2 separate regions of the Mus musculus genome follow, and region 1 is linked to region 2. Evidence: chromatin loops called from intact Hi-C (ENCODE). Cell type or tissue: left cerebral cortex. All regions are shown on one strand. Links, peaks and the distances in the headings refer to the core of each region. The heading gives the core; the rest is flanking DNA.

The links. Peaks named below come from ENCODE experiments on the same cell type or tissue, not always from the same donor. Only the 100,000 strongest peaks of a DNase experiment are listed, where the experiment ranks them.
Region 1: it touches region 2 in a loop (4-fold over the local background); 2 of 42 quality-filtered maps call a loop at or near these places.

The regions. Positions count from the first base shown.
Region 1 is chr9:38,803,214-38,808,604 of GRCm38, reverse strand. No RefSeq gene overlaps it. Among named protein-coding and RNA genes, the nearest start is that of Olfr922, 9.5 kb to the left of the region's middle. In left cerebral cortex, for the core only: a CTCF peak has its summit at 2,710 (motif pointing left); a DNase peak (open chromatin) is centred at 2,718.
Region 2 is chr9:39,506,131-39,511,521 of GRCm38, reverse strand. It overlaps Olfr957 (olfactory receptor 957), which reads left to right. Exons shown (of 1, transcript NM_146745.2): 1 at 1-739. The coding sequence ends at 739. Among named protein-coding and RNA genes, the nearest start is that of Olfr957, 2.9 kb to the left of the region's middle. In left cerebral cortex, for the core only: a CTCF peak has its summit at 2,355 (motif pointing left); a DNase peak (open chromatin) is centred at 2,337.

The DNA.
Region 1 (5,391 bases), core at 327-5,326, 700 kb after region 2:
AAAAGAATGAATTTATGAAATTCCTAGCCAAATGGATGGACCTGGAGGGCATCCTCCTGTATTTCTTTAAGTGAGTTATTAAAGTCCTTCTTGATGTCCTCTACCATCATCATGAGCTATGCTCTTAAGTCAGGGACTATCTTTTCAGGTGTGTTGGTGTGCCCAGGACTAGGTGGGGTGGGAGTGCTGCGTTCTAATGATGGTGAGTTGTCTTGGTTTCTTCTAGTAAGATTCTTATGTTTGCCTTTCGCCATCTGGTAATCTCTGGAGTTAGTTGTTTTAGTTGTCTCTGGTTAGAGCTTGTTCCTCTCTTGATTCTGTTAGCCTCTATCAGCAGACCTGGGAGACTAGATCTCTCCTGAGTTTCAGTGTTCAGAGTACTCTCTGCAGGAAAGCTCTCCTCTTGCAGGGAAGGTGCCCAGATATCTGGTGTTCGACCTTGCCTCCTGGTAGAACTCGTGATACACTCACAGAGGTCTTAAGATCCAGTGGAGGGTTCTGTGGGTACCTTGCGGGTGTCCATAGACTCTGCGCTCAAGCCACCCAGGTGCTGGCGGTGACCGGAATTGTGCTGTCAAACATTCTTAAGTCATCACCAGTACATTGAATTACATAATTTTATATTAAACAAAAATTTTTAATTCCTAGAGTCAAATATGTCCCAAATAGTATTTGAAACTTGTACAAGATTACCTTAAAACCACTTATTTTATAATCAAACATTAATTTATAAAAACATTATCTCTTGTTTACATCACTGTATAGCTAAAAACTAAGGCACACTTGTATTGATCTCTATGTTCATTCCCCAAACAGAAGTCAGGATCCCTTTGTTGTTGTTTGTTTTATGCTTTTGTTTTTATTTTACATAATTGTAATCATTAAATCAGATTGTAACTTAAGCCTTTACATTGCCGTTAACATAACAAAAATCCCAAGTGTTACAAATGCCTACAGGATCCCAAACAGCATTTGTCATATTCCTTTCCTGTTTCCATTCCCCTCTGACTCTCATTCACTTATTCCATTCGCGATAGGATATACACAGCTTCAGCCCAGATGTTTTTATCATTATTAGTCTTATTATTAAAAGCATATTTTCCTGTACATCTGCTTTAAATCACACACTTCTTAAGTAAGGCTCTATGTAAGATTGATCTTTACATTTTGACATGTCTTTCTCTATATATTCTCCATTTGTATAAGCTGAAATAGACTGTCTCTGTTTGGGATTGATTTTTCCATCACTGAGTCCATGAGAGAACACAGAATAGAAGTCTAGGCGATAGGGCAATGTGTCTCAAAGCTATTTGAACATAAAATATTCTACACTAGAATCTTAATTAAAAGCTACCAATAATTAATGTACTTTTATTTTAAAAGGGAAATTATGTAGTCCCAAGCTTCTTAGGTTATGACACACATAAGGGCTGAGTTTATTCCCTTCCAATAAGGTTCCACATTAACCTCTGGTATTTTCATTCAAGAGGCAGTGTATGAAAAGAAAAAAGCTAAGTCTTGATTTTCCCTTACAGTTTCTGCTCAATTCCTTTGTACCCTTGTGTATACCAGAAATTTTAATTTTAGTTTTAAAAAAGAATCTTAGATATAGATACTGTATGATGTTTGTAATAATATTCTCCTAATATCTCTAGATCAAAGCCAAACTCGAAAAAGATACAATTAACAAATGATTTTTGATAGCTAAATTTAATGTTTAAATAAGTTTGAAATATAAGACTACACCTTTTGTTTTCACCATTACAAACTTCTTAGAGTTCATGACTCCTTGACAAAGGCTTTGTGTGTGTGTGTGTGTGTGTGTGTGTGTGTGTGTGTGTGTGTGTTTGTGTGTGTGTGTAAGCTTGACCTCATGTCCTCACACTTGAGTGGCAAGCACTGTACTAATTTTAACTATCCCCTGAGCCCTGCATTGCATTTTTCTAAGTAAGTCTGATATAGTTTTGTCTCAAAGACAAACATTTCACTGTTATATTGAACACTAAGGAGTTAATGATTTGCTGAGATTTGCTGGACAAAATACATTTGGACATTAAAATCTTATTGTGGAGATGCATTAGATCCTGAGCTTGAGGCTTCATTCTTCTTAACAGAAAAATATAATTTCTAGGAAATCATGAAGTTGAAGCAAGCTAAATAGGTTTTACAGGTTAGTGTTAGTGGCTCCTGGGGGACTGTGTGCTTTGTAAACAATGATCCTGCTGCTCATACATGACACAGCTGTTGGTGACAATGAATAAATGGTAGACAGGTTGGTTCTTGTCACTTTTATCCTAAATACTTCAGGTTTGAAAAATAAATAGCAAATTGACCTATTGTTTTCAAACATGGAAATAGGAAAAATGGTTTTAGCAAATAAAAATGTTTTGGGATATAAACAAGATATAGATAATACAAATAAAAGCAGAGTACTCAACAAAATATAGTAGAAATTGTCTCTGACATCACACATTTCAGTATACTAGTCTCTTATTTTAAATGTGTTAATTTATAATTATTCTGTACCTTTCATATTTGTCTAAATTGGAAAGCACATAAGATTGACCAATAGATATCATTGTTAATATGCATTCTTTTCTGACTCTGTATATATATATATATATATATATATACACACACATATATATATGTTGCACATATATTTTTGTGTAGATATGAAGGACTGAGGGTGACATCTAGTGGCCTGCCTTATTTGCTTGAGATAAGATCTCTTACTTCTTGGGACTTTGTGTGTTAGCCAGCTAAGCAAACCTCCTGAGCCTTCCTGTACCAGTAAGGGATTACAGGCATGAACAGTGTGTGTCCAGCTTTTGGCATGGATTCTAGTGATTTAAACTCAGTTCTTCATACTTGCACAAGAAATACAATGACATACTGGACTATTTCTATAGTTCAATAGTGATTCCTCAGTTACATATTTACTATTTTATGTAATATCATATCAGTTGATATTTATTTAATAGGCATCAGCAAGAGACGTTTCAAATAAATTAACTCTCTATTTTCAGAAAAGAATAATGGAGAGATCACTGTAGGTAAATTGGCATGTGTTCTTAGTTTGAATTTCCAACACACATATAAAAATCTAAATGTGGTAGTATCTGTATATAATCTCAGAAGACTGAGACTGAAGAAACTCTGAGGATTGCTAGCCATGAAGCCTACCAGCTGGTGAGTTCCAGGTTCAGAGAGATCCTTTTGGCAAAATAAGCTTAAAAGATGTTGGGATACATGACCAAGCCAGCTCAGTCAGTCAACAGATTCTCCAGCACAGGAGTGAGGATTAAAAGGAAAAAGTCAGTTAGACAACATTGTAGCATGACCCCAGTCAATTCTGAGACTGGAGGCAGGTTTATTGTTTCGAATCTGGTTTTATACCATGTTAATCGCATACAAATATTAAGGGTGAGTAGTACAATAAGGGATCAAGCAAGACAATAAACACAAAGTTCCAAGATCACTCCCATGATCACTGTTTCTAAGGATGATAAAGAGGTAGCCCATTCTTCTACTCTAAAATCAGATTCTTACTTCCTTGTCCTTGGCCAATGTCAGGGTCACAATAAAGGAAAGAGAAGAGTCAATCATAACTTCCCTTTTTGATCAAGTTTTTGAAGGTGGTTTCCAGTCTCCATGTTCTCTGTCCCACAAGGTCTAAAAGCTTTGAGCAAGGCAGCTTGTCCACTGTGGGATATAGGCAAGCATAGGTGGGTCAGGAACATATATCCAAAATGTCACCATTGTCAGGGAAGTCAGAAAGCTCACAGGTCAGCACCATTCTTTGTCTTAGCATCAGCATATCACACCAATCACTCTGGCAGCTAGCATGCTCCTTCAGCATCCTGAATAAAAAACACAAACAAGCCCTCTTCCAGTATTAAATAACCGATGAAGACCATGCCATGTGCCAGGATATGGATCCTTCCATTTCACCTAGGCATAAGTATGCCTGGTTGTAGGGTGCCATAGACACTCAGAGAGTTCCTTGGCATCCAAACTTTAAAAATTTTAGAATAAAAAGAACGTGATTTAAATAAATTTGTAGTATACAGGGATATAACTCCCCCTTTTTTTATTTTATGAAGATAGTTTCACAATACCTGTTTCTCAATCCTTTGTCCTTGAGGATTATAAGGAATCCCAGTAATATGGGTAATGTTAAATTGTTGACAGAAAGTCTTAAATCCTCGACTGCAATAGCCAATTCCATTATCTGTTTTAATCTGATTTGGAACATCCAGCATAGGAAAACAATGACTAATTACATTTTTAGTTGCTTTTCCTGTTAAAACAATTGCAATTAGAAAGCCTGAAAATGTGTCAAAAATCATATGTACATATTTTAATTTTCCAAAATCAGAAATATGGGTAACACCCATTTGCCATAATTGATTAGGTATAAGCTCTCCAGGATTAACACCATTATGTTTGAAATTGAGGACATTCAAGACAAGTCTTTAAAATTTAACTTGCACATTCTCTTGAAATAACAAATTGTTGTCTCAAGCTATTACTAACTTGATCATGTAAAGAATGAGATTGTTTGGCTAATTGTTCCTCTGTAAGGCCTATAACGTTTCTGGTATACAAATCTGCTGTGACATTGCCATAAGGGGTTTTATCCAGGCAATCCAGGATAAGCTCTTAAATTTCCAAAGACAGTCCTTTAAAGGAACAATACTTTCTCTTAACTTGATTTGTATTTGCATAAATAGCTGCAAAAATTGAAAATTAGCCCTTCTGGCCCACTCCAGCACTGGGGTGCCTTGCCTGCGGAGTCTCCAGACACCTGTAAGGAACCACACAGGATTCCCCACGGGATCCTAAGACCTCTGGTGAGTGGAACACAGCGCCAGCTCCAATCCAATCACGCAGGACCTGAGACTGCATTAATTAAGGAAGCAGATAACCAAACTGATCAGGGACACAAGTCCCTTCCGATTCACTCCAGCAGAGGAGTTCCTTGTGTGCAGAGTTTCTGGACACCCCCAAGGTCCTCACAGGACACTCCATGGGATCTTAAGACCTCTGGTGAGTGGAACACAACATCTGCCAGGAGGCAGGTTCGAACACCAGATATCTGGGCACCTGCCCTGCAAGAGGAGAGCTTGCCTGCAGAGAATACTCTGACCACTGAAACTAAGGATAGAGCTACTCTCCCAGGTCTGCTGAAGGATGCTAACATAATCACCTGAGGAACAAGCTCTAACCAGAGACAATTATAACAACTAGCTCCAGAGAATACCAGATGGTGAAAGGCAAACGTAAGAATCCTACTAACAGAAATCAAGACCACTCACCATCATCAGAACCCAGCACTCTCACCTCACCTAGTCCTGGGCACCGCAACACAACCAAAAAGCTAGACCC
Region 2 (5,391 bases), core at 208-5,207:
GTCTTTCGTTGACCTCTGCCAGTCCAGTGTCATCATGCCCAAAATGCTGGAGAAATTTGTCATGGTGAAGAGTGTCATTTCTTATGCAGAATGCATGGCTCAGTTTTACTTATTTGATGTTTTTGCTGTTTCGGAGTGTCACATGCTGGCTGTCATGGCTTATGATCGCTATGTTGCCATCTGTAACCCCTTGCTATATAATGTTACCATGTCTTACAAAGTGTGTTCCTGGATGGTAGTGGGGGTGTATAGTGTAGGCTTGATTTGTGCCACAGGGGAAACAGTCTGCCTGCTTAGACTGCTTTTCTGCAAAGCTGGTGACATAAACCACTACTTCTGTGATCTTTTACCACTCCTGGAACAATCCTGTTCCAATACATTTATCAATGAAATACTAGGACTGTCCTTCAGTTCATTTAATATTACTGTCCCAGCTCTGACCATCCTCAGTTCCTACATCTTCATCATAGCCAGCATCCTCCGCATTCCTTCCACTGAAGGCAGGTCCAAAGCCTTCAGCACCTGCAGCTCCCACATCTTGGCTGTTGCTGTCTTCTTTGGATCTCTAGCATTCATGTACCTTCAGCCATCATCAGTCAGCTCCATGGACCAAGGGAAAGTGTCCTCTGTATTTTATACCATTGTTGTGCCCATGCTGAACCCCTTGATCTATAGTCTGAGGAATAAAGATGTCAAAGTTGCCTTCTATAAGGTTGTAGGAAGAAGAGAATTCATGTGAAATGAAGGACACGCTTTAAGCAAAACTTTACAACTGAAGAGGCCCCTGAAGTGTACAGCGAAGACATACAGCGCACCCTCATGAGTCATGGGGTTTTATGAATGCTTGTTTATTTTGAATAAAATGCACTGGACTCCGAGGATGAAGTCCACTGCCACTCTGGGTGACCCACAATCTAACTGTCTGGAATTACGTATATTACTTTTAAATAGGTTTTCAAATAGCAAACACATTTAGCTATTTTGCTTTGTAAGTCTGGAACACTGTTCTTTTTAGGTAAAATTTATTTTTGTTAAATCAGACAGTAATACATTTTCAGTAACATTTGAATTGCTTAATATTTGGAATTCTTGAACTTTTAAATTAAGTGTACTGGTAGTCACAGTTTTGAAATTATCACTTTTAAGTGAACAATTGTAACCATTTGAAATATAAATAAAAATACAATCTTAATTTTACTATACTCATAGAAATATGATCGACTATATATGAATAACTAATATGAGATTTTCTACTTGCAATGATAGACTTTACTGAAAGAGACTGAATTCTTTATGCACATGGTGGCAGGCAGGGCTGTGACATTCCTTCTGACACAGTTTCAGGATTACATCACCACCTTTGCTTCATAGGCCACTTTGTATCTTTCCCAATCTTCAAGGAAAGTTCATCCATTTAGTTTTTTCCTCATGACACTCTTGTGCCGAAGACACAGCTCAGAGACTGAGTGCAAACTGTTCTTGCTGAGACCTCAATGCTGATTCCTAGTCATGGTGAGCAGCTCACAACCTCCTTTAATTCTAGTGGCATCAGATTCTCTAGAGCAGCCCTCAAGTGCACAAACCCATACTCACTCACACATGTACATGTTATTAAAAATAAACCAACATAATTTTAAAATGACATTCTTTTACAGTTACATTCAGCTCAGCCATTTATTCACATAAAAACGGTAAAGTGGGAACATCGTTTTTCCGACCCCTGAACTTACTGCCATTCTGAAATGAAAAATGCATTGATATTTTGAGGAACCTGGAAACAGGTTTCCATTCACAAAATCCCTACCCTCTCTCAATGAAGCCAGTCTCTCCGGTGTCACCTAGACAGTATAAGGCTTAGGTTGTGCTGGTGACACCAAGGAGCCCCCTCGACGTATTGTGTCTTGAAGAAACTATCCCCATCACCCGACCCACTAGCTGTGACACTATCCACAGGAGGCTCAATTGCTCGAACTCCTTCTGGCGTAGTAAATGCAAGGTGAATTCTTTCGTCTCTCCTAGAAATGGTTCTCGGAGTCTAGCAGACAATACATTTCTGTTTTGTTTCTGGGGCATTCTACATACTCTTTGGTATTTGTGCCCAAAGAATGGAATACACAAGGTGGAGGATTTTCTGCCTGTCCAAATCATCTTTGGATTTTCTGCTTCGTTCTGTTGTTTGTCCCTGCACTACGATGTCAGCTGTGGCTTTCTGGTCTTTATATTTACAGACTTTAAGTATCTAGTCAGTATCTTGGATCTGTGATGTGTATCTTTGAACAAATCCCTGCAGCACAGGGGCTGCTCTGGCCTCTGTCTTCTACTTACTGTGCTTTATCGCCCTCTGGTGGATAGCGAAAAATTTCCATCTGCGCGTTAGGGAAACAACAAACAAGAACAAAACAAAAACATCAACAACAAACCCTCTCTTGGCCAAGGGTCACTATGGTTTTAATAATTTGACAAGAATGAATAAGGAAAGAAGTTTATATGCAGATTTCTTAGGAAATTTTAAAGTATGGATATTCCTCTGTAAATATTTATGAAGAACATTTAAATGAATTTATTTCCAATTTAAAAATAAAAACACAGAGGTAACAGTTTCATGCTTGAAAGAATCTACTGGATTTTTAAACTACAAAGTGATTTCTTCCATATCAAAGTCTCCCATATCTTTCTTTATCCATGGGGTAAAATTTCATGTTTTCCTCCCCTATCCTAACCCACACTGCTCCGTGCCATATGCTGTAATCACAATAATCTAATTTCACTTATCTAGAAGAATCATTTTTTCTAGCAGGTGATATTAAAGTCCTATACTTTCTTTTCCTGTCTTCAAAACATATAATTACTGCTTTTATTGAGTGGTTTAAATTATTCTTCACGAGCACATACTTTTCTCTTTTCTGTATAATGTTAATGCACTTTTACCGATCTCCTAAGATCATGACTTTGAAATTAATGTATTTCTTTTATGAACTTTTTGTTGTAAATAAGGTGTGCTTTGCAAGCCTGCCTGTCAGTGACTCAACCCATGTCACTCCCATCCCTGCCAGATACAGCACATTTCTACCAGGGACAGGCACCTCTTTCTAAAAGGCCCTGGCCATCCATCCCAGATTGCTCTTTCTGTCATGTTTATTCTCTCTCTCTCTCTATCTCCCTCTCTCTCTCTCTCTCATTTCAAAATTGTCTTTTGGTCTCTCTGCTCCCCCAATAAACCTCTTGGGTTAGGTTTCTTTCTTTCTTCCTTCCTTCCTTCCTTCCTTCCTTCCTTCCTTCCTTCCTTTCTTTCTTTCTTTCTTTCTTTCTTTCTTTCTTTCTTTCTTTCTTTCTTTCTTTCTTTCTTTCTCCTTCCTTCCTTCCTTCCTTCCTTCCTTCCTTCCTTCCTTCCTTCCTCCCTCCCTCCCTCCCTCCCTCCCTCCCTCCCTCTCTTTCTTTCTTCCTTTTTTCTCTTTCTTTACTTTTTACTTTTTTAAATTAGATATTTACTTTGTTTACATTTCAAATGTTATCCCTTTTCCTGGTTTCCACTCCAAAAACCCCCTATACCCTCCCCTCTCCCCCTGCTCCCCAACCCACCCACTTCTGCTTCCTGTCCCTGGCATTACCCTATATTGGGGCATAGAGCCTTCACAGGACCAAGAGCCTCTCCTCCCACTGATGACCGACTAGGCCATCCTCTGCTACATATGCAGGTAGAACTGTGAGTCCTACCATGTGTTTTCTTTGGTTGGTGGTTTAGTCTCTGGGAGCTCTGGGTTAGTTCATATTGTTGTTCTTTCTATGGGGTTACAAAACCCTTCAGCTTCTTGGGTACTTTCTCTAGCTCCTTCATTGGGGACCCTGTGCTCCACCCAATGAATGACTGTAAGCATCCACATCTGTATTTGTCAAGCACTGGCAAAGACGCTTAGGAGACAGCTATATCAGGTTCCTGTCAGCAAGCTCTAGTTGTCATCCACAATAGTGTCTGGGTTTGGTGGTTGTATATGGTACGTATCCTCAGGTAGGGCAGTCTCTGGATGGTCATTCCTTCAGTTTCTGCTCTGAACTTTGTCTCTGTAACTCCTTCCATGGGTATTTTGTTCACCCTTAGTCATCAGGGAAATGCAAATCAAAACTACACTGAGATTCCACCTCACACCAGTCAGAATAGCTAAGATCAAAAACTCAGGTGACAGCAGATGCTAGATAGGATGTGGAGAAAGAGGAATACTCCTCCATTGCTGGTGGTATTGAAAGCTGGTACAACCACTCTGGAAATCAGTTTGGCGATACCTCAGAAAATTGGACATAGTATTACTGGAGGATCCAGCAATACCACTCCTGGGTAATATCACACCCAGAAGATGCTCCAACATGTAATAAGGACACATGCTCCACTATGTTCATAGCAGCCTTATTTATAATAGCCAGAAGCTGGAGAGAACCCACCCACATGTCCCTCAACAGAGGAATAGATACAGAAAATGTGGTACATTTACACAATGGAGTACTACTCAGCTATTAAAAACAATGAATTTATGAAATTCTTAGACAAATGGATGGATCTGAAGGATATCATCCTGAGTGAGATAACCCAATCACAAAAGAACACACATGATATGCACTCAATGATACGTGGATATTAGCCCAGAAACTTGGCATACCCAAGATACAATTTGCAAAGCACATGAAACTCAAGAAGAAGGAAGACCAAAGTGTGGATACTTCAAGCTTTCTTAGACGAGGGAACAAAATACCCACGTTATGTCCTTGGCCTGATCTCTTAGTGTTACATCTTGTCCCTCAATCTCACAATGTTTCTTTCCATCCCTTTATCCTAAGACTTCTCATTTTATTTGCAGAATATTAATTCTGCAACTGAATCATTAGATGATTTTTATACAAATGAATGTGGACTAAACTTACAGTACTAAAAGAACTACTAAGTTTTATGTCGAGAGGCCTTTATATTGTTTGTATGGGAATTTGGTAGTGTCTTTGAGACTTTTGCAGCAGCTTTTGTTGGCTCTTGTTCTTAGCATGAGAGGCAGAATTCTGGAAACAGAATAACCACCCTACCTATTCCTGATGCATTTGCTTTGGGGTTCTTGTCTCCATGGTTTGAATAAAGAAATCCTCTCACGCCTACAACAATATTTAAAGGCAATTAAACACTGCCAAGAGATGAAGAATTAGTCTTCCTCAAGAATGAGCCCCCTGTTTCTTTATCCAATACCTAAATCATCATCCCTAGAAACAAACACTTGCCTGCCACACTGAGCAGACTGTGCCTGTTGTATTTATGTATTGAATTGCTTATATGCATGTGGAACAATGGATAAAAGAGACGATGCTGCAAATTGCAGAAGTGGGGAATATCAGACATGGGGTGAGGTTGAAGGGAAG